3 separate regions of the Homo sapiens genome follow, and regions 2 and 3 are each linked to region 1. A link is a loop called in an ENCODE intact Hi-C map of the cell type or tissue named here. Cell type or tissue: pancreas. All regions are shown on one strand.

Region 1 (8,000 bases):
TTTGTTTTTGTTTTTGTTTTGTTTTTGTTTGTTTGTTTGTTTTGAGACGGAGTCTCGCTCTGTTGCCAGGCTGGAGTGCAGTGGCGTGATCTCGGCTCACTGCAACCTCCGCCTCCCGGGTTCAAGCGATTCTCCTGCCTCAGCCTCCCGAGTAACTGGGACTACAGGCGCACGCCACCACGCCTGGCTAATTTTTCTATTTTCAGTAGAGACGGGGTTTCACCATGTTAGCCAGGATGGTCTCGATCTCTTGACCTCGTGATCCGCCCGCCTTGGCCTCCCAAAGTGCTGGGATTACAGGCGTGAGCCACTGCGCCCGGCCCCAGTAAATGCTTTTTATAAGTGTGGGCACTGAGCAAACTTTCCCAGCCAGACTCCAGGAGAGAGAATGTGTTTCCCTTCTCTCGGTTTGGGGCTGTTGCAACAAAGCAAACCAAGGAGTTGAGACTAGAGCTCACTTTAGGGCAAGTGGGGGTGGTTTTGCCTGCAAAACAAACCCCTGCCCAAGACCAAGGAAAAGGCGTTTCACATGCTATTCCTGGTTTGACAGCTGGTATTTCGGGACTGTGCCAGATCCAGTAGGCAACTTTAAAATGGCAGAGCCTTTGGTAGCAAGAGGTCATGGCAGGGCAGCCACCGCAGACAGCAACAGCGAGCGCCAGGTACCTGGCCCTGCGAATAGTGGTAACTTGTAACTGCCCGCTCCGGGCCCAGTCGCCGTGCTCGCGGCTTCCCGGCCAGCACTGGCTCACGTCCCCGCGCCGGCGGTCAGGCTGCGGCTCCCAGACATCCCCCAGCCGCGGGGTTACTGGAAGGCACCGGCATCGCTGTTCTGCAGAGCCCGGGCCGCCGCCTCGAGCTTCCCTCTCTTCCCTGCCTTCTGCAGCGGAGTCACCCGGCTAATCTTTCAGGATAAAGTCACAGTTTATGTGGGACTCACATAAAGAGCGAGCGAGGTGGCAAAACTAAGAAGCCCTGGGGCAGCCTTGAGTTAAACCCAGGGAGGGTAGGGACGATTTTAAGACCATGTATCATGACCTGCAGGGTTTTCAGGTGGGACAGCGGGAGAGGAGCAGGCCCCACAGAGGAATCGAGGATGCCCGGTTCACGCCAGGTCTGCCCCCGGGCAAAGCTACCCCTCCCTTCGCTTGTTACCTCCTCACGTGTTCTTGGCATGGCAGAGATTAAAAATGCAAGGAAAAAAATTACATGCGGAACGGACAAAATGTTCTCAGAGATTACTTCAGAAAAAAAAAAGTGAAATGCAGATTGTACTTCTTCCTTTAGTGCAGAGACGACTTTTATTTCCGCCCCCTCCCCTCCACATTCCTGACCTCTCCCTCCCCCTTTTCCCTCTTTCTTTCCTTCCTTCCTCCTCTTCCAAGTTCTGGGATTTTTCAGCCTTGCTTGGTTTTGGCCAAAAGCACAAAAAAGGCGTTTTCGGAAGCGACCCGACCGTGCACAAGGGCCATTTGTTTGTTTTGGGACTCGGGGCAGGAAATCTTGCCCGGCCTGAGTCACGGCGGCTCCTTCAAGGAAACGTCAGTGCTCGCCGGTCGCTCTCGTCTGCCGCGCGCCCCGCCGCCCGCTGCCCATGGGGGAGATGCAGGGCGCGCTGGCCAGAGCCCGGCTCGAGTCCCTGCTGCGGCCCCGCCACAAAAAGAGGGCCGAGGCGCAGAAAAGGAGCGAGTCCTTCCTGCTGAGCGGACTGGGTAAGCGCCGCCGCCGGCCCCGCTGGGGGCTTGGCTCACTTCCCCAGAGCGGCTTGGAGGCAGGGGCCGGCTTTCGTCGGAGTTCTCGGGGCCGGGGTCCCGGCGGCGGGAACGGGAGGACCTGGCGGGCGAGGTCGCGCGCGCAGGCCTGCGCCCCAGGGATAAACCCCGGAGGGTGGCGCGCACCGCCGGCTCGGGTTGGGGAGGAGGGTGGGAGTCCGGCCGCAGGACGGCGCCTGGCCGGGGAGAGGGTATCTGCAGGGACAGTGAGCGAAGCCACCGTGGCCGCCGCGCACCCGCCGGGAAGCGCTTCGGCGCTGCGAACCCGGCTTTCTCCGGCGGCGGAATAAATGAGAGAGGTGGAAAACTACCCCGGGCTCTCCGGCCCTCCCCGCGCCCTCCGCCGGCGCGTTCTCTCTCTCCTGCCCCAGGAGCCGATGGAGACTGATAACGGCCCTGCGCCAGGCCGTCCCCGGGCGGTCCTCGCGCCCCCGCCCGGGGCTCGCCCTCTCAATGGGGACAGAACCGCCCGCCGCAGGCAGCGTAGCCGCCAGCAAACCGCGAGGCGGCCGGGGCGGGGCGAGGGGCGAGGCGAAGGGCGGGGCCACTTCTCACTGTCGCGCAGGCCCCGCCCCCGCGGCGGTGCCTTTTTTATAAGGCCGAGCGCGCGGCCTGGCGCAGCATACGCCGAGCCGGTCTTTGAGCGCTAACGTCTTTCTGTCTCCCCGCGGTGGTGATGACGGTGAAAACTGAGGCTGCTAAGGGCACCCTCACTTACTCCAGGATGAGGGGCATGGTGGCAATTCTCATCGGTGAGTGCAGGAATCTTGCGGGACTTCTGCTCCAGGAGACGCAAAGTGGAAATTTTTTGAAAGTCCCGGATCAGATTAGTGTGTGTGGCGCCGGACGTTATGAAGCCGTCTAAACGTTTCTTTATTTCTCCTCCTTCATCCACAGCTTTCATGAAGCAGAGGAGGATGGGTCTGAACGACTTTATTCAGAAGATTGCCAATAACTCCTATGCATGCAAACAGTAAGTTTGACCGGATTTGAGGAAATAACTAGTATAGTTTGAATTTGCCAGCGGTAAACATTCTCATCACGGCGTTTATCGGGAAGGCGAAGACTTCTTCTGGGGTGGGGATCTCATTTCTCCTTAAATTCTAATATATTTGACACATTTTAAACATTAAAGTTAATTTGCTGATTTGGCTTGAACTGGAGATGTAAGATAAATGGTTCGTGTTGGCCGAATTCACGGCCTTTCTCCATGAGCAACAATCCTTATTTCTGTATTTAATGGGGTTTATTATTTTCTTTAACTGACTAATGTATTGGGGTATTTTCAGTTTAAACAGTGAATTATCCGGGTAGAAGTCGGTAGAGCCAGAAACTCACTTTTGATGTTGGTGTGCCCCCTAGTGGCGAGCTGGATTCTAAATCGTGCCCTTTATTCCCTGCAGCCCTGAAGTTCAGTCCATCTTGAAGATCTCCCAACCTCAGGAGCCTGAGCTTATGAATGCCAACCCTTCTCCTCCAGTAAGTTTTTGTATGTGCCGTGCATCTGTGGAGAACTGTAAGGGAGTCAGTTAGTATTCCTACATTAATGGATTAAAATAGCATTTCTAGAAATTAGTATCAAGGCAGGAATGCTTCATTATGGCATAACAAGTGATATAAATATTTAAGTATTGAGTCAGAGTATTATTTTATTTTTTTCCTGGGCATATTTTACCTCCAAAGTGGTTATTTTAAAAGGCATATTTCATAAAAAGGTTTTATCTGTCTGAAACAACATGACTGTGTGCAGTTTCCATACTCATTTGAAATGTGATGAAATGTAGTTTTGAATGTTTATAGATGTATGGTCATTTGCATCAGTCATTTGTAGATGTAACATTTTCTACATCGTTTATGTTATAGATGTCTTCCTTTGAAGCAATGGTATTAAAAGAAATTCTTTTTTTTTTTTTCTAGCCAAGTCCTTCTCAGCAAATCAACCTTGGCCCGTCGTCCAATCCTCATGCTAAACCATCTGACTTTCACTTCTTGAAAGTGATCGGAAAGGGCAGTTTTGGAAAGGTAATTTCAAATCTGAAGATCTTTTGGTACACTTCCTTCATGTCCTCTTTTGTATTCTCCCTGGATGAGGATAGAAAAATGATTTTTTTAAATTGAAATTTCAGGTTCTTCTAGCAAGACACAAGGCAGAAGAAGTGTTCTATGCAGTCAAAGTTTTACAGAAGAAAGCAATCCTGAAAAAGAAAGAGGTATGAGATGTGCTTGATGGGGCTGGCATTGGCGGTAGACACTCCTTGAATAATCTTGATTCTGGAATGTTGGTGCCAAGTTGAAACATGCCACTAAATCTGAATCGTCATTTTCCTAGGAGAAGCATATTATGTCGGAGCGGAATGTTCTGTTGAAGAATGTGAAGCACCCTTTCCTGGTGGGCCTTCACTTCTCTTTCCAGACTGCTGACAAATTGTACTTTGTCCTAGACTACATTAATGGTGGAGAGGTGAGCAGGGGGGATAGAAGTCAACTCTTAGTGTCTCTGCACAGCCTGCTTTGTTTTAGTTTGAGAAAAAAGTTTTCAAAGATTTTTGGTGGGGAGAATGTTACCAGAATTAGCATTTCCTTCAACCTGTCAGGTTTATAGTTAATAGATTACTTGGGGCCACTTCCTGCAGTTGTTCTTTTGCTGTGTATGTCAAAACTAATTAAATTCATTTGCAACCCAGAATGACTTTGTTCTGTCTCCTGCAGTTGTTCTACCATCTCCAGAGGGAACGCTGCTTCCTGGAACCACGGGCTCGTTTCTATGCTGCTGAAATAGCCAGTGCCTTGGGCTACCTGCATTCACTGAACATCGTTTATAGGTAAGCCTGAGAGCTCTTCAGGCTACCAGTTTTGGTATAAAGGAGACGTAGCACTGGCTGTTTCATAGGGCCTTAAAATAATTTGTGTTTATTTGCAACTTGGTTGCCTAAAACCAGATCCCCTAGCACGTGAGCTGGCTTGACTTAAGTGCCAAGGGGGAACCAGCCAAGTAGGATTGTGCCTAATCCAGAATAGATGAGCAGAACAAGGGCTCCCTTTTTTCTTCACTACACAACTACAGTGAACCTAAAATGCCTCTAATACCTTTAGCAATTATCTTTAAGAGGATATCTTATGAAGTGAAATTAACTTGTGCAACTACTTTTCTATTCACTTTTTTACAGAGACTTAAAACCAGAGAATATTTTGCTAGATTCACAGGGACACATTGTCCTTACTGACTTCGGACTCTGCAAGGAGAACATTGAACACAACAGCACAACATCCACCTTCTGTGGCACGCCGGAGGTAGGCGCTGTCTTGGTTTGGTGCCTGGTTTACCCCCGCCTTCCAAGAGAGAGATGTACAATCATGCACTTAACTACCAAAAAGAGTAAACTCCTCTCAGAGACTTCTTAATACAGTTCAGTGCAAATAAAATACATTTGCTGTTTGATGTAGCATGAGAAATCCCAAGTCCTTCTGTTCCTTTACTGAAAAGTAGCTGTTTGTAAGTAAGATCTGCATCATAAAAACTTTCTAAATCCCTAAGTAAGAGATATCAAGTGCCCAGCAGTTTCCTAAATGTCAGTACACATAGGTAGCCAGTCACCCTCAAAAAGTCCAGCAGTTTTATCAGGAAGGAATCTAAAGATATCTATCTTCCAAGCTGGCTCTGGGTCTCTCAGCTTTTTCAAACTAAATGTGTGGTCGTGGGATTGCTTGCTTTCGCAGGTTCTAAACGCTGTTTCCCTGGTCTGTTTTTCAGTATCTCGCACCTGAGGTGCTTCATAAGCAGCCTTATGACAGGACTGTGGACTGGTGGTGCCTGGGAGCTGTCTTGTATGAGATGCTGTATGGCCTGGTGAGTGGCACATTGGGAACCATGGAACACTGCCTGCTCCCTACAATATTGCCTTCACACAGCCCATGCTTGGCCATGGTGTCTTGCCCTTACCAGTACGCTTATCAAAAGCAGCTAAGAGGCATATTGGTTATTTTATAGTTCATAAGAATAATCACTTACCTGGTTCTTTTGTGCATTTCACATTTTACTAGATAGGACCACATTGAACCTGTGTGGTGGTGAAAAACTACCACTTATTAACATCTACCCCCTCACCCTCCACACACACACACACAAACACACACACGGGTTGCAAAGTAGACACTTAAATAGCAAGGGAAAAGAAAGCATTGAGGTGGGGAGAGTTTCTCAAATCGAGCCTAATATTTATTGCCGTTTATATCTTTTTCTCTACTGGTAATGTGTGCCATATGAAACTTCCAATTAAGTCTAAAGTAATTTTCCCCTTCTTTCAGCCGCCTTTTTATAGCCGAAACACAGCTGAAATGTACGACAACATTCTGAACAAGCCTCTCCAGCTGAAACCAAATATTACAAATTCCGCAAGACACCTCCTGGAGGGCCTCCTGCAGAAGGACAGGACAAAGCGGCTCGGGGCCAAGGATGACTTCGTGAGTGATGTTTTCCTGTCCTCCTGGGCCGGCCGGGACGTGCACTAGACCTCCCTGCCCTTATTGAATGCACCTGTCTAAATTAATCTTGGGTTTCTTATCAACAGATGGAGATTAAGAGTCATGTCTTCTTCTCCTTAATTAACTGGGATGATCTCATTAATAAGAAGATTACTCCCCCTTTTAACCCAAATGTGGTGAGTATCTGTCTCTCTTCTAAGTATAGAGAAGCCCAAAGGGCATTTATTTTAATTCAGAATTGTCTGGGGGAGGGTTGGAAGGAATACATTGGCAGATGTTTTCTCCATAAACCTGTTATTTTACCTACATAAAAAGCACATTTTTGTGTCCCAACAAGGCTCCCATAATTTTTAGACACATTTATCAATTCGAAGCACCAAAAGGCAACAAGTGAACATTATTCTTATGTTTAACTGTGTGTAGCCTTTTGAGATTTTGTGCTTGAAGTGGGTGATTATGGAAGTTGATATAAGACTTAAACTTGGTATTTAAAGCCTGGTCAAGATTTCCCTGTCCTGTGTCTAGTGTGAGTTCTTGACAAGAGTGTTTTTCCCTTCCCGTCACAGAGTGGGCCCAACGACCTACGGCACTTTGACCCCGAGTTTACCGAAGAGCCTGTCCCCAACTCCATTGGCAAGTCCCCTGACAGCGTCCTCGTCACAGCCAGCGTCAAGGAAGCTGCCGAGGCTTTCCTAGGCTTTTCCTATGCGCCTCCCACGGACTCTTTCCTCTGAACCCTGTTAGGGCTTGGTTTTAAAGGATTTTATGTGTGTTTCCGAATGTTTTAGTTAGCCTTTTGGTGGAGCCGCCAGCTGACAGGACATCTTACAAGAGAATTTGCACATCTCTGGAAGCTTAGCAATCTTATTGCACACTGTTCGCTGGAAGCTTTTTGAAGAGCACATTCTCCTCAGTGAGCTCATGAGGTTTTCATTTTTATTCTTCCTTCCAACGTGGTGCTATCTCTGAAACGAGCGTTAGAGTGCCGCCTTAGACGGAGGCAGGAGTTTCGTTAGAAAGCGGACGCTGTTCTAAAAAAGGTCTCCTGCAGATCTGTCTGGGCTGTGATGACGAATATTATGAAATGTGCCTTTTCTGAAGAGATTGTGTTAGCTCCAAAGCTTTTCCTATCGCAGTGTTTCAGTTCTTTATTTTCCCTTGTGGATATGCTGTGTGAACCGTCGTGTGAGTGTGGTATGCCTGATCACAGATGGATTTTGTTATAAGCATCAATGTGACACTTGCAGGACACTACAACGTGGGACATTGTTTGTTTCTTCCATATTTGGAAGATAAATTTATGTGTAGACTTTTTTGTAAGATACGGTTAATAACTAAAATTTATTGAAATGGTCTTGCAATGACTCGTATTCAGATGCTTAAAGAAAGCATTGCTGCTACAAATATTTCTATTTTTAGAAAGGGTTTTTATGGACCAATGCCCCAGTTGTCAGTCAGAGCCGTTGGTGTTTTTCATTGTTTAAAATGTCACCTGTAAAATGGGCATTATTTATGTTTTTTTTTTTGCATTCCTGATAATTGTATGTATTGTATAAAGAACGTCTGTACATTGGGTTATAACACTAGTATATTTAAACTTACAGGCTTATTTGTAATGTAAACCACCATTTTAATGTACTGTAATTAACATGGTTATAATACGTACAATCCTTCCCTCATCCCATCACACAACTTTTTTTGTGTGTGATAAACTGATTTTGGTTTGCAATAAAACCTTGAAAAATA
Region 2 (8,000 bases), 650 kb before region 1:
TTGTTCCTTATCCCACTGGGTGTTCACTTGATGAATGATGAATGGAATGCTAGCCTTGACATGAAATACTGCAGTAACCACATTGGCCAGTGCACCACATCATATGATTTTAGCTTTTAGCTCTCTGTGAAATATCTGGCATTCATTTGGATAAAAATGTCAGCCCAGACACATATCTTGTATTATCTATTGCCAAGGCCTGGAAAATGGAGTAGAGTTTTGCAAGACCTGGCAATTGAATAAATATAGCTAATAAGAGAAACAAGAGCAGGAGTGGCTGGGTTGCCTTTTGAGTCAAGATTTTAGCAAGGAGATACTCTGCTTGTATAAGCAAAGCAGGAATAGGAAACACTGACCAATTTCGGAAACAACGTTCTTCCCCTCCCCCCTCTTTCCCCCTTCCCTCTCCTTCTTTTCTTTCTTTCCTTCTTTCATTTCTTAGAGACTGGGTCTGGTTCTGTCACCCAGGCTAGAGTGTAGTGGTGTGATCATAGCTCACTGTAGCCTTGAACTCCTGGGCTCAGGCCATCCTCCTACCTCAGCCTCCCAAGTAGCATGTGCTACCACACCTGGTTAATGTTTTTGTCTTTTTATTTTTGTGGAGATGGGGTCTCATTTTGTTGCCCAGGTTTATCTTGAACTCTAGCTTCAAGTAATCTCCCCCGCCTTGGCTTCCCAAAGTGTTGAGTTTACAGGCATGAACCACTGCACCTGACCTAGAAAGCTCTTACAAAGAAATGCTGACCGGGCGCGGTGGCTCATGCCTATAATCCCAGCACTTCAGGTGGCTGAGGTGGGTGGATCATGAGGTCAAGAGATTGAGACCATCCTGGCCAACATGGTGAAACCCTGTCTCTACTAAAAATACAACAATTAGCTGGGTGTGGTGGCACACCTGTAGTCCCAGCTACTCGGGAGGCTGAGGCAGGAGAATCACTTGAACCCAGAGGCAGAGGTTGTAGTGAGCCAAGATCGCACCACTGCACTCCAGCCTGGAGACAGAGCGAGATTCCATCTCAAAAAAGAAAGAAAGAAAGAAAGAAATGCTGGCCTCTAAATAACCAAGTTAGAGTTGGTTGCCATGATTGTCTTTTAATGACATCTACGTACTATCCTTTTCTGACATCAAAACCGACCCTGGCCGGGCGCAGTGGCTCACGCCTAAAATCCCAGCACTTTGGGAGGCCGAGGCGTGTGGATCACGAGGTCAGGAGATTGAGACCTTCCTGGCTAACATGGTGAAACCCCATCTCTGCTTAAAAAAAAAAAAAAAAAAAAATTAGCCAGGTGTGGTGGCGGGTGCCTGTAGTCCCAGCTACTCGGGAGGTTGAGGCCAGGGAATGGCATGAACCTGGGAGGCAGAGCTTGCAGTGAGCGGAGAGCTCACCACTGCACTCCAGCCTGGGTGACAGAGCAAGACTCCGTCTCAAAAAACAAAACAAAGCAAAACAAAAAAACTGACCCAATGGTCCCATAGACAGTTCTTTTTGATAAACATAGAAATTGACCTTTCTAGTCTTAAAGCTTGAAACTAATATTCGTTTTATCTGAGTTCCTTTCTTATGAAAGGACTTTCATACCTCTCAAAAAAAGTATCAAAGGACTGAAATTCACGAAGTCACCAGATCCAGACAATGAGATGCCTGACCCCTCATTCGTCATGATTTCTTCTTTGCCCCTCCCTAGTTCCTGTTTTCTTACACATTGTTACATTTTTCTCCCTGCTATATAAACCCACGTTTCAGTTGATAAGGGAAATGGATTTTTTTTTTTTTTTTTGAGATGGAGTCTTGTTCTGTCACCCAGGCTGGAGTGCAGTGGTGCAATCTCAGCTCACTGCAACTTCCGCCTCCCAGGTTCAAGCTATTCTCCTGCCTCAGCCTTCCAAGTAGCTGGGACTACAGGTGTGTGCTACCATGCCCAGCTAATTTTTGTATTTTTAGTAGAGATGGGGTTTACCATGTTGGCCAGGCTGGTCTCAAGCTCCTGACCTCAGGCAATCTGCCTGCCTCAGCCTCTTAAAGTGTTGAGATTACAGGCATGAGCCACCATGCCTGGCCAGGGAAATGGATTTGAGACTGAGCCCCCATCTTCTAGGATGTAGCACCCAATTAAAGCCTTCTTCCTTGGCATGTCATCATCTCAGTGATTGGTTTTCTGTGCAGCCAGCAGCAGGACCTAGACTGAACCCTTGGTGTTTCGGTAACAACATCAGTGTGATTGATGTCCTCATGAAACCAATGGAATCAGAATTTCCTAGAAATCTTTACAAAGCTTTTGCTTCTCTCATGTTGTATTCTTCAGTCCATGGTGGTTTACATTTGCCTCTTTTATCATCTCTTTTAGTCTGAAAATTTTCTGTTTCTCGTATTAGTGCTTTCAAATAGATTGCCTATTGGATTATTTTCTCATTTATATAGCAGACTCGGATTGGATGGGGGGATATGATTAAAAGACAATTACATATATTTAATACTTTTAGAGGATTTATACAGGAACAAAAATCAGAGGAAGACCTACAAGATTTTCTAATTTAAAAATTTTTAATTATTCTAATAAGCATTTCATGCTCTTAGCTCTTTACTATGAAGAAATGGACTGGGAGCCAACAGATCTGAGTTCCTGTCCCTGCATTGACAAATAATTCATTTTCAGAGCCTGTTTCACAAGCCATGAAATAAGGGAACCATTTTATGTAGAAAGTAGCTTCAAAACAGCTGGGATGAATAAAGTACTTTATTACCTGGAGACTTCAAACACAGTTTTTTTGCTGTGGCCCATAATTTGATAGTGTCTAATTGCATCTAAAATCCAAGTTTTCGGCCAGGCGTGGTGGCTCACACCTGTAATCCCAGCAATTTGGGAGGCCAAGGTGGGCGGATCATGAGGTCAGGAGTTTGAGACCAGTCTGACCAACATGGTGAAACTCCATCTCTACTAAAAATACAAAAATTAGCTGGGCGTGGTAGTGTGTGCCTGTAATCCCAGCTACTCAGGAGGCTGAGGCAGGAAAATCGCTTGAAACTGGGAGGCAGAGGTGGCAGTGAGCTGAGATCGCACCATTGCACTCCTGCCTGGGTGACAGAGTGGGACTCCGTCTCAAAAAAAAAAAAAAAAGTTTTCTGCGATGGCATCTAAGCATCTTTCTGTTCCAGTCCTGAACTGCCTTCCACATCACTTCCCACCCATCTTCTTGGGCCCTGATCCTTTATCACATGCTGTACTCTCAGGACTCCTGACCTTTGCTTCTGCTGTTCCCCCTGCCTAGCATACCACACCCATTTCTTTAGAAATCAAAGGCCCATCTATCTCCTTCAAAACTCAGATCTAGTGTTTCCTCTTGCATGCAGCTTTTTCTAACCTCAGCAGAATGAATTTCCCCCTTCCCTTTGTGCTTTCTCATAATGGAACATTTATCATATGGGATAATTACTTGTTACATGTTTTGTTTTCTATTTAATACCTCCTAAGTTTTGACTGAAGCTTGTCCACATGCTTGGTCACAGAACTGTCCTGGGAAATTCCCTGATGAATTATTTCAAAAGCAACCAAAGTGTCCTAACTTGATGGTAGCAGGGGAAAAACAAGGATCATCTCAGTGTGGCTGAATGAAAAGCAGTATCTATCTGGATCTTCATAAATGATGGAATTGATTTGCCACACCATTTGGTAAAGGCCTGAAGCCGTGGTTAACAGGGTTATTTTGATGAAAACTTGAAACAAAAAACACTCAAAGGACAACAGCCCCGGTGGCCCTTGAGGCAAATGATTGATTCCTGGGGCTATGTTGGAAAGTTTGGCAGAGAAGAGACTGAAATATGCTGTGGGGTGAGGAGGTTGTAGGAGGGGGCCCCACTGGGAGATTCTTGGGCTTTGGAAACATGGGGGAGAGAAAATGGTCCAGAAATGTTGTCTTGGGAAATTAGGGACAGCAGAGCTAGGGATAACAGCATGTCTAGAATACGCTGATAAATTTCCACTAGATGACGCTGTTTCCTCATTTGGCGAATGAGATTTATTACCCTACCCCTACCGGCCAACCTAAGCCCCGGACCACGGACCACGGACCACAGAGGCGTGAGAGCCTGGAGGCCTGGGCTCTAGTTCCAAATCTGCCCCTCCCTGGAATGAGGCCTGGAAGGAACAGACCTCCAAGATTCCCTGAGATTCCTCATTTGTAAAACAAAGAAATCCTCAACCAGGTGCTTTCTAAAACTTCTCCAATTACTTTTTAAAATACGTTTTATTTTTCCATTTTAATGAAAACTGTGGGGATATGTATTGCCTTTTATGTAAATATATACTTGTCATACAGAAATATCAATTTTTATTTAACCAAATCTCATTTAGATAATTAGACTCTGTAAAGCATACGGGGCAAGAATCAAATGAATAACAGTATACTTGTACACATTGGTATGCCTCCTGGGCCTAAACATTTCCCATTTATGTATGCAGTGAATTGTAGAGCTGGAAAGAATCTTAGAGGTTATACAAATAGTTCAGTCTTTTACGTATCTAATATCTAAACATAAGCTTCTCCAGGGGAAAAATTCTATTATTTTTTTTTCCATGATGAATTTTTTTTAGGGTCTGTAGTTGTAGAACTATGTCCTTGTGCTTGAGGCCAGCTCTATACTGAGTTCTCTCATGCAGGTTATCATTTGACGCACGACTTCCGAAGCTCGCTTAAGTCATAACTGAATCATTGAATGACATCAAACACCTAGCTGTTGTGTTTGAGCTCCTTTTTTTTTTTTTTTTTTTTGCCTACTCTTGTGATATGGGTCTGTCCAGCAGTGCTTCTCTCTGTTTGCTTCAGATGTTTTCAGTTATATGGAAATTAAACTCCAAGGGAAGAATATGGGGTGGATCAAATTCTGTAACTGTGTCAATCCCTGCCCCCTCCCCAGAGGACACATCCAGATCCATGTCTCTGCCTCGTGTTTACCATCAGTGGAGCCCAGATTGTTTCAACACATAGAAAGACCCACTGCTTTTCCTGGCAAGTCCTGAAGGTCATTTGTTTGCTGCTTTTTACGGTAATTGCAACAACCATTTATCCCCTTGTAAACAAATAGTGTGCTTCTAACCTATGTACCACAGTTAAAACGTTATCCCAGTAGGACAAGAGAGTTGCTGACAAAGAGAACTGGCAACATAGGGGGGAGAAAGAAGCAAGGCGTAGTCTGTCTCTTACAAATGTGGGTCATATATATTTCTGTCTGAAGGAGATGATGGACTTCAATTTTGTTCTTCCAATTCCTTTCTATACCCCAGTGAGAACAGTTTTTAGTACATATTTAAGTTCTTTTGCTTTAAGAAGAAAGATAAGAATGATAATAATCTCTGAATGTACCAATCCGCTGTTAAACCCCCTCCACCACCCACCAAATAACTCCTCTCACTAGATCAGTTCAGCCCCAGGGTTCATAGTTAACAAGGCTTCATTAGGGCTGAAAAAAAAATTGCCTTTGCTTCCAAACACGGGTTGAGCTCTGATACGGCCTCAGCAGGGAACAGATTTCCCCCTTTTATCTCTTTGCTTCACTGGTGTGTAATCTTGTCTTTTGGAACGGTGGTAATCAGAACAAATTACCTAGAGTGGGGAATAAAAAGACTTCACAGTCATTGTGGGTAATTTTTTGTTTTCTTTAACAATTGGTACCTTCCTTTAGTAATTGAAAATGATCCAAGAAATCTCTATGTACTTCGTAAGACTTTCCTAAGCGTGCCAGCTAAAGCTTTTAAGGTGGTAGAGATGGTTTCAGCGAGGGCTTGGAAGCTCCAAAAAACCAGAAACTTGCCTTGTTGCCTGGGTCCCTCAACAGGGATGGCCAGAGTTTCTTGAGACAATTGCTGCTGTGGTCTGGAAAGAAGCAGAGCCATGAAAGAGGAGAAGGCTTTGTGGCATGTCTAGGCCCAAATTCCAGATGCAGAGTTTAGTGTGAACAGCGTGTCCCTCCCAATCTTGAGAAGAAGATAAAGAATGGTGCTCCTCTAGGATCTGCCCTCGGTTTTTGTTGGGGGCTCCAGTCCCACTAGACCTGGGTTATTGTCAGAAAGGCAGCCTCACAGTACCTCTGCCACTCAGTGGGGGTCTCTGCGCCTGCTGCTTCATTCATCATCCCCTGCCTCTCCCACGTGCACTGGAAAATGTTATTTGCTTCTTGAGGTTCAGAGAGATGAAGAACATGCCTGAGTTCACTAGCATGAAGCAAGTGTTAGAACCTCTGAGAGACTGAAGGGTTGGGGGTGAGGGTTTATGACATCCATGGGGATGCTTAGAGGAACATCTGCCATGTCAGGTGTCATTTCTGAAGCTTCATACTAGATGAATTTGAGATGTGTGGAAATAGGAACAGCCTATTTGTGAGGTTACCTTCCTGGGCAAAGCAATGTTATCCAAGATTCACTCAGAAAGCCGCAAGAAGCATGCTGGAGCTAGGTGTCAAGAGGAGGTTTATGGCATGTCATTAATGGAAAGTCAGGTGGAAAAGAGCTAACACTTCTCAAGGTATCATCCTTCTGTGTCAAAGTCTCTGCCTCTACAGGACTGTAAGTATGTGGGTTGATAACAGCTTCTAGTGCCTTGAACATGTTACCAGTGGTTGAATGAACAAATGAGCAGAAGTTGGAGATACCCTCATTAGGACGTAGGATGTTCTGAGCCTTAGGTTATCTAAGACTAAGGAGTTTATGAGATGGACTATATCTGCAAAGTCCTGGAGGACTTTAAGAGGTGATAAAGGCTCAGTTGTGTGTAGTAGTAGGGATTTACATAAGAAAAATTTTGGATGGCAACTTAAACTAGGTCAGCATTTTTTAAGGGGGGGTAAGGACATGTGTATGTTAAGAAAAGTGGATGTAGTCTCAAATCTGGGTATGTCTAAGTGGGAATTAGTGCAAGTCGTCTCTGCAGGCATACTTAACCAAAATGAGAAATTAGGGAGCTAGGAGAGTTTAGGGTCTGAGGTGTAATCTTCAGCTGAGACACTGGGTGCCTGCCAGCAAGCTCAGTCATTAAGGGACTGAATTCAGGGTAGAAAGTCCAGCCATGGGTGCTGTGGACTCCAAGTTCAGAGCAGAGTAACCACTTTTATTGTGGTTACTAGACCAAGTTCAACATAAGTTCCAATGTCTCCTCTTTTCCCTTGGAACAATGCAGAAAGTCTATTTCCTTCTTGAGTTACTCTAAGGCTTGGTGTTTCTTATATTCATTTCTAGCTTCCTTTAGTCAAGCCAAATTGTTAATATGCTTGACCAAAAATGATGGAAAAATCAAGATAATAGTCAGAGTTGAGTAATTTCTAACATGAGTCAAAATATAAAAATTATTAGACTGCCCATGAACATAAAAACAGTAACATTACCAACATCAGTTCAAACACAGCATCACAAAATAGAAGTATATTTGTAAATTTTAGCAGCTGCGACTGAACTACATTTTCCATGTATTGATAAAGCAGCCTGGGCAAAAAAAGAAATTATGAGTCACAGGGATGTCTGTATCAGACTCAGAGTAGTACGTCAATTTCTAAAATTGATCTTGAATATATTTATGTCAGAGTCATCCCAAGATGCTTCTGATACGAGTCTTGTGCTAGAGAGTAACATGACTTTGGAGATGTCCTAACCAGGGTTATGAGAAACCCTCTTCTATTTGCCATGGTGATGGTTCAAAGCACAGTTCATCTGGTTCACAAAAAGCAGTTGATCCCTGGTTGGGTCAGAGAAGGGCTGGTGGAGGAGATGAAGAAAAATGAGGGGGGAGATTGTCTTGGGCAACTCTGCTGAGCAACTCCTTGAATTTGACCTGTGGTTCCACCCTTCTTAAATTTCTTCTGAGAAAAGAATACTGGCAGAATGTTGACAATTACTGAAGCCTGGTGGCAGGTGAAGGAGGTTCATTAGGCTATCTTTACTTTTGTTTAACAATTTCTATTATGAAAGTTAAAACATTTCTTCAAAGTAGTTGGTAGGATTTTTTTTTTTTTTTT
Region 3 (8,000 bases), 290 kb before region 1:
TCCTCTCTCTTTGTATGATGCCTATCTGCCTTGGCACTGTCCAGACTGTATGCCCTTAGAAGCAGCTCCTTGCCTGCAGCTGTGAGGTGTCTTGTTTGCCATCGACCACCTGTGCTATGTGCACACTCAGCTGGCATTTCTGCCAAGAAGCTAAAGTCAGGAACACCAGCAATTTCAAATATGTAATCAGGTTTCAAATTAAAGTCCTTGTGCTTCTGGTATATGGGAGTGTTCCCAGAAAGAGTGGGGGTTCTGCTGTCACTCTTCTAGCTGCTGTGTAATTTTTTTTTTTTGCAAGGCACTTGGTATGTATCTGGCTTTAAAACTGACATTGCCAGGCATCAGAAGTTGAGAAGTTTCGTCCTTGATTTATTTGTTCTCGTTTGTGTTCAATTATGATTAGAAGTCACCTCTACACAGCTGCTCTACAATTTGTACTGCATTTGCTTCTGGGATTTCTAACCGCACTGTTCAGTGGAATAACATTAACAATATGAAAATGAAGTCCGTTTTTATAGTGCAGTGGATAGTGTTTTATTAAAAATGGCTAACAGCTGTAATTTGTAGGTAGTTAACTCATGTGAAGTTTAACTTTAGCATGTATTTTTCCCTAGGAAAATATTTTATATAAACAGAAAGACAAATGTGAAAAAGTAAATCAAACCCAAAACACACCTACCAAAGTAATTCTGATCACAATAGCGACATCTCTGCTGCTGCTATGTTTCTGGAAAAAAAAAAGGGGGCTCCCCACTTTAGTCTGGAATGATAGTAAGTAATAAAAAGAAAATATATAGCTGTCGATGTTTTTGTTTTCTTTTCTTTTCCCCACAATAACAAGGACTTCATAGACACAGATAAGCTACATGTTCTTTTCCAAAAATTTCCTGCAACAGAGTTTTCTGACAGGGTCATATTACAATTCTAAATGTGAATAACACAGCAAAAAGAAAAAAAAAGGGTATTTTTTGGCTGGTACTCATGGGTATTAGTTTGCACTCTTGCAAGCTAACTGAATATCCACAGACCTTGTGTAGAGTCCAGAGGATGGCTTTGATGCTCTTTCTGCTACAGGCTGGTTTGGGTGCCTGAGTTAGAAGTGTTAAAAGGGCACAGAAAACAGATCTCCTGATTGGCTTCTTTTTCTGAGCACCATTACCTAGGGCACAATTGTGAAAGAAGATATCAGGAATGATAAGAAGACAGGATCATACCTCAGGGAAAAAAGAGACCAGTCATAACTACAGATGGTGCCTCTAATGTAAAGGTGGCTACAAATGTGTGTGAAGAAGTGGATAGTATTCTCGTTTTGCAGTGCCTAGAGTTTAAAATTTAGTATAGTAGGGTCTATGGATATTCCATTAGCTTTCAAGAGTACAAACTAATACCCATGTGTACCAGCCAAAAAAAATCCTTTTTTTTTTTTTTTTGCTTTTTGCTGTGTTATTCATATTTAGAATTGCAATCTAATCCCTTCTGAAAACTCTGTTGCAGTAAACTGTTTTCCATTATTCTTATCATCTTCTAACATGCCATTTGATATGTTAGAAATATTAAATGTTAGCCTGTTCTTTATTTCCTGCACACTCTTCCTCCCCAACCAGAATGTAAGTGCCGGGGAAGCTTTGTTTGCTTTATTTACTCCTCTGGCCCTAACCCTAGATCAGTGCCAGGCACATAGTTGTCTGTTGACTTAGTAATGAGTAATCCATTTTAGTCCTGTGTTTCTATGAAGCTGATTGATAATAAGCTTATAGCTTCTGAAATTATATTATATTATTCTATATTTATTGAACACCAAAGGCAAAATCTCTATCTTTTTATTTCAAGGTACAGTGCAGACTGCTAACACTTGGAGAATTTTAATGTTATTACTTGAAGTGAGTTGAGGCTCCTAATTGGAGAATGACTGGTTGGTTATCAATTTAACTGCTTGTGAGATTGTTAGTTTTTTGAGTAGAGGTCAGGAATAACACTGCAAGAGAATATGTTTTCCAAACTCCTCCTATAAATGCACCATCCAATTAAAGAAAGCTGAGATAACATTACTTCAAGGCACTTTCAAAAAAATGATGTCAAATTTTGCACACAAGTGGAGTGCTGCTTTTATTTCACATACGTGCTCATATCTGTTTTTAATAGAATGTTGATAGAGAAATCTTGTTACTGCTGGAAAGAAATGAAGAACAAATGTTCTCTTACAACTTGCAAATTTCAACCAGTAAGTTCTGGGTTTCTTGGACTAGTGAGCATAAGTATCAGCTAGTGTGTTTTCTAAAAAAAGGTTTGTTTCTGGGCCCATATTCTGGGAGCTTCTGATTCAGTAGGTAAAAGCAGGGTGCAGCAATCAGAAATGTTTATAATTATGCCATGGGATTTGGATGCAGGTGGTCTGCAGACTTCACTTTGAGAATAATAAAAAATAAGAACCCTGATTTGTGAAAGGTCCTATAGGATCTTGGTTTCCTCTTGAGCGCAACTGTTACTAAATTATAATTCAGGTACCCAGCTGCCAGGTGAATGGCTTTATGTTTTGATTATAAGAAAAGTCAAATGGCCAAGAAACTCTTAGAACACGCTTTACAGTTCTAAAAATGTTTATCTTTTCTATTCTTTAATTGACTGAGGCTTCTGTTTAGGTTAATGCCACAAATGTTGATGCCACAAGAGTGAAGTACAGAAAGAAAGTTCATAAAAATATTTATTTGGCATCTGGCAAACTATAAAATATTTTCTCACATGTTACCTAATTTGATTCTCATGGTAGCTCTGTCGGGGAGTCAGGGCAGGTATGTGTTAATTTTGCCTATGAGCAAACAGAGGTCTGAAGAGGTTCTAACTTGCCCAATACCAGATAGTAGAAATAAACAGCAGAGAAGCCACTCCTCCTGGGACTGCTCATGCCTAGGTTATGCAGTGTTGGTTCAACTACCTTTCATGGTCCCCTAATATATCCAAATATATTCCTTAATGTCTTTCTCTCCTGACTCTTTCATCTCTAGAGACATTGCATAGGGAACATTTAACACTGTGCTCAGGAGGAAAAGGAGGAGGGTTGGATGCTATTGTGTGTTCAGGATTAAATGAGATAATATATGTGAAAGTCTTTGTAGTTATAAAATATTATACATATACAAGCATATATTATTATTGCATTGTATATTGCATATTAGATTATTGCTTATCCTTTTCAGAGCATGACTGCATCATATAGGAAACTCTTGGCCAGGCACAGTGGCTCATGCCTGTAATCCCAGCACTTTGGGAGGCCAAGGTGGGCGGATTACTTGAGGCCGGGAGTTCAAAACCGTGTCTCTACTAAAAATAGAAAAATTAGCTGGGTGTGTTGGCACACGCCTGTAATCTCAGCTATTCGGGAGGCTGAGGCACGAGAATCGCTTGAACTGGGGACATGGAGGTTGCAGTGAGCCAAGATTGCACCACTGCACTGCAGCATGGGTGACAGAGCAAGACTCTGTCTCAAAACATAATAATAACAATAAGAGAAATTCTTGAAACTTAGAGTTTCTGAGAAAAAGAGTTACCAACAATAAATTTAATAATACATTTTTAAAAATTGAGGAAGGAATACATGCAGAAATAAATAATAATTTAAAAGATAATGAGAAACTAATTAGAATAAGCTGAAACATGATTGAAGTTCGGTTGTGGGAGGAGATAAATGACTCATACTGAAAACTACCTAAAATAGCACATACAAAAGCGTTTATAAGCTTAGAATTTCTTATTTTATTTTCTCAGAATATTTCTGGTAGTTAAATTTGAGGCTTCCTGCGATGTGGGCATCTCAGAGGAACCATATAGATTGGCGCTTGTACTACAAAATATCCTAAGTTGACTGGGTTTAAATGTGGTTTTTTAAATTTACTTTTATTGTCATTTTCCCCACTTACCCTGACTTGAAGCTCATGAAAGTAGTTTTTATATCCTGAAGTCAAGGAGGCATTGTTCAGCCGCATCATTTGCCTACTTCTCATAGCTTGAAAGGGGAATAAAAGGCAGATTGCCTCACCACCTTGCTATTTTAGTCTCCTGATGTCTTGTGGTCTCGGCACCTCTCCCTGCTTGTAATTCCATATTGCTAGTTGTAATCAAATCCTACCTTGGAAAGGTCAGACTTGAGCAGGAAGAGTGCAGTCATTCCAACAGCTGTCGCTCTGGGCTCTCCCGCTGTGTCACAGTGTGAGGCGTGTGCACCACTGCACTCCAGCCTGGGTAACAGAGGGAGACTCCATGTGAAAAATAAATAAATAAATAGAATAAAATAAATGAAATAAAATTTCTTTGGAATGGCTACTTTCTCGTCTTCTTGAGCTTCATGAGGGGCTTAAAAGCAAAGATTATTTTTCTGTGACATTTAATGGCAAATACAGATAGAAAGAAATACGTTTAGGATGTTCCAGGGGTTCGAAAAACATGTTCATCCAGGCCCACTAATTTGGTCTTTTTCTTCTTATTATTCTTATTCTCACTCTTCTTTTGTTTTGGACACGGGGTATGACTCTGTCACCCAGGCTGGAGTGCAGTGGAGTCATCACAGCTCACTGCTGCCGTGGCCTCCTGGGTTCAAGGGATCCTCCCACCACAGCCTCCCAAGTAGCTGCAACTACAGGTACACGTCCCCACACCTGGCTAATTTTTGATTTTGTCTTTGGGTAGAGATGGGGTTTTGCCATGCTGTCCAGCATGGTCTCAAACTCCTGGACTCAAGCAATCAACCTGCCTTGCTCAGCCTCATACAGTGCTGGGATTAAAGGTGTGAGCTACCATGCCCAGCCTAATCTGGTCTTTAAAACCAGAAAGTTATCAAAATATTTCAAATTCCTTATGGACGCAGAACTTCAAGCTGAAACATCCTTTCTAGGCTCTCGTTTACACTCCATTTTACTTCCATATTTGAATAATGTTTTTTTTTTTCTTCCTTTTTTTTTTTTTTACCCTTTTTGTGTCACAGTATAAATAATCTTTAGAAGGATAAGCCTCTGCTGACAATAGAGCTCTATTTACTAAGTATCTACTATATACCACACCCTGGAGCAGGACCACCAACATTATCTCATTTGGAATTCTTAATCGCTAGAGATGTTGTTTACCATCTTGCAGATAAGGAAATGAAGATCAGAAAAAGTAGGTAATTTGCTTAAAGCTACAGGAATGAGACACAAAAATGTGAAGTCAGGTCTATCTTACTCCAAAGCCTGTGCACCATGTTTGAGTGTAAGCATATGTGTGATTTGTTTTAAAGAGATAATACGCCTCTATTTGTTCCAGCTTCTCTACTTGCTAATTGACCACATGCAAGTCACTCGACATCTTACAAGGTCAGTTTCTTTGACTGGAGAATGGGAATGACAATTCTTTTTTTTTTTTTTTTTTTTTTTTTGTCAGACGGAATCTCTCTCTGTCACCCAGGCTGGAGTACAATGGCGCGATCTTGGCTCACTGCAACCTCTGCCTCCTGGGTTCAAGCAATACTCCTGCCTCAGCCTCCCGAGTAGCTGGGACTACAGGCATGCGCCACCATGCCCGGCTAATTTTTTGTATTTTTAGTAGAAATGGGGTTTCACCATGCTGGCCAGGCTGGTCTCAAACTCCTAACCTCGTGATCCGCCCGCCTCGGCCTCCCAAAGTGCTGGGATTACAGGCGTGAGCCACCGCGCCCGGCAGGAATGACAATTCTTATTCCTTGCACTTTATAGGATTATTGAAGAAGTAAAACGAGAAGACATAAATGGTGGCTTCTAAGAGCACCCAAACACTTTCAAATCACAGGTGTGCATTAGTGAAGGTTAGGTTTGGCTGCCCATGGTAGAAAATCCAAAATGACTGCAGCTTACACAAAAAAGAAATCTACTTCTCTCTCAAGCTGGGCACAGTGGCTCACGCCTATAATCCCAGCACTTTGAGAGGCTGAGGTGGGCACTTGAAGCCAGAAATTCGAGACCAGCCCGGCCAACATGGTGAAACCCCATCTCTTCTAAAAACACAAAAATGTTGCTGGGCATGGTGGGACACGCCTGTAATCCCAGCTACTCAGGAGGCTGAAGCAGGAGAGTAATTTGAACCCTGGGAGGTGGGAGTTGCAGTGAGCTGAGATCATGCCACTGCCCTCCAGCCTGGGCAACAGAGCAAGACTCTGTCTCAAAAAAAAAAAAAAAAAAAAAAAAAAGAAATCTACTTTTCTCTCACATGAAAGATGACCTGAAGAAAGCAGTCCAGGGAAAGTGGGCAGATTCCTACCCATCTGGTCCTGAGAAACCTTCAGTCAGGCCACTGTCTTTGTCCATAGGTCACCTCGTGGTACCAGGTGGCCCCAGTGAAATGGTCTACTGTATTCAGCACATAAAGAGAAAAGTCAAGAGAAGAATGCACTTCCTAGGCTGAAGCGGGTGGATCACTTGAGTTGAGGAGTTTGAGACCAGCCTGGCCAATGTGGCAAAACCCCATCTCTGCTAAAAATACAAAACTTAGCCAGGCATAGTGGCGCACCGCCTGTATTCCCAGCTACTCGGGAGGCCGAGGCAGGAGAACTGCTTGAACCCGGGAGGCAGAGGTTGCAGTGAGCCGAGATCCCACCACTAGACTCCAGGCTGGGTGACAGAGTAAGAACTGTCTAAAAATAAATAAATAAATAAATAAATAAATAAATAAATGAATAAATATTTTTTAAAAAATGCACTTCCTTCCTAGAAATTGTACACAAAATAGTTCAACATTTCCTTTTTTCCCATAATCTTAGGCTACCTACTGAGGCATATAGAGACATGAAAATTATCCTCAGATGAGAGGATTAATAAGGCTTTAAATGCAATGTGTCATTTTTCCTCTATCAGCATAAAGTATGCTTTCAGAGAATTTCTGAAAGAGGATACATGTCAGATATTATCCTCATTTCACAGGTTGTGTAAGTGAAACAGAATGGTCATAGGGCTTGTTTCAAGTCACACAGTTAGTGGATGAAAAACATTACAACGAAGACATTTGATAGTTATATGATAGTTATAGCTCCTACACAATTTTTTTTTCACAAAACAACTATGCAGAAAACATAAAATTAACCCAATCAACAGGAGAAAAATCAAACATCCTGAAAACTGACTTGAATTTGGCTTTGGGTAAACATAATTGAAACCAAGGTTGTTTCCAATAAACTGGAATGCTACAACCCAAAGTCTTGACAAATTGGAGGTAGAGAGAAATAAAAATTCTAGCTATATACTCACTCACCTTGTCTTTCGTTTTCATTTTTATTTTAACAACAACAACAACAAAAAGCTGTGTAGCCTCTGACTATTGACTGTGGTGCAATCCCCAGCTCCTTACCATTAGTGATTGGCACCTGACCAATGAATGGCATGGCAGCAAGCAACCTCATGATTTTGAGATACATGTAGAAGCAACCTCAAATTCGCATAGCCTATATATGGCTATAGCACATTATTTTAAACCTAAAAAGCGCACTATAATATCATAAACATTGTACACAGAATTTAGGCTACATTTTTACATCGAATAAAACATCGTACACAGAAATTAGGCTAAAAACACAAACTCGGGCCAGATGTGGTGTCTCACGTCTGTAATCCCAGCACTTTGGGAGGCCGAGACAGGCAGATCGCTTGAGCCCAGGAGTTCGAGACCAGCCTGGGCAACGTGGCAAAACCCCATCTCTACAAAAAATACAAAAATTAGCTGGGCGTGGTGGTGATGGCCTATAGTCCCAGCTACTTGGGGGGCTGAGGTAGGAAGATCTCTTGAGCCTGGGAAGTTGAGGCTGCAGTAAGCCGTGTTTGCACCATTGCACTCCAGCCTGAGTGACAGAGTGAGATCTTGTCTCAAAAACAAACAAAAACACACAAACTCCAAGAGTATGGCGGATGCCTAGGCTGCATCTCCTAGACAGCCAGAGGTCACCATCACTCCCCTACCTGGAGATGACTTCAAAGCAACTTGAACGCTGTCTGCATAGCTTCCTCCCA

The links. A loop is a pair of places that touch in the nucleus more often than their neighbours do. Peaks named below come from ENCODE experiments on the same cell type or tissue, not always from the same donor. Only the 100,000 strongest peaks of a DNase experiment are listed, where the experiment ranks them.
Region 2: it touches region 1 in a loop (31-fold over the local background); 95 of 110 quality-filtered maps call a loop at or near these places.
Region 3: it touches region 1 in a loop (4-fold over the local background); 10 of 110 quality-filtered maps call a loop at or near these places.

What each region holds. Positions count from the first base shown.
Region 1 is chr6:134,169,256-134,177,255 of GRCh38, reverse strand. It overlaps SGK1 (serum/glucocorticoid regulated kinase 1), which reads left to right. Exons shown (of 14, transcript NM_001143676.3): 4 at 2,670-2,745; 5 at 3,176-3,251; 6 at 3,690-3,794; 7 at 3,899-3,982; 8 at 4,102-4,233; 9 at 4,482-4,594; 10 at 4,940-5,063; 11 at 5,524-5,619; 12 at 6,078-6,233; 13 at 6,341-6,430; 14 at 6,821-8,000. The coding sequence ends at 6,988. Among named protein-coding and RNA genes, the nearest start is that of SLC2A12, 120 kb to the right of the region's middle. RefSeq lists silencers at 1,431-1,725, 1,652-1,931, 2,042-2,441 and an enhancer at 1,802-2,303. In pancreas, a CTCF peak has its summit at 3,130 (motif pointing left); DNase peaks (open chromatin) are centred at 745, 1,565, 1,865, 2,275 and 2 weaker places; H3K4me3 peaks cover 5,883 bases; H3K27ac peaks cover 8,000 bases.
Region 2 is chr6:134,819,103-134,827,102 of GRCh38, reverse strand. The region is part of intron 2 of LOC101928277 (a long non-coding RNA gene); the gene reads left to right. Among named protein-coding and RNA genes, the nearest start is that of ALDH8A1, 130 kb to the left of the region's middle. In pancreas, a CTCF peak has its summit at 3,974 (motif pointing right); no DNase peak of the experiment used is centred here.
Region 3 is chr6:134,460,973-134,468,972 of GRCh38, reverse strand. The region is part of intron 2 of CT69 (cancer/testis associated transcript 69); the gene reads left to right. LINC01010 (long intergenic non-protein coding RNA 1010) reads right to left here. Exons shown (of 3, transcript NR_038217.1): 2 at 4,124-4,232. Among named protein-coding and RNA genes, the nearest start is that of CT69, 14 kb to the left of the region's middle. In pancreas, no CTCF peak of the experiment used is centred here; no DNase peak of the experiment used is centred here; H3K27ac peaks cover 2,946 bases.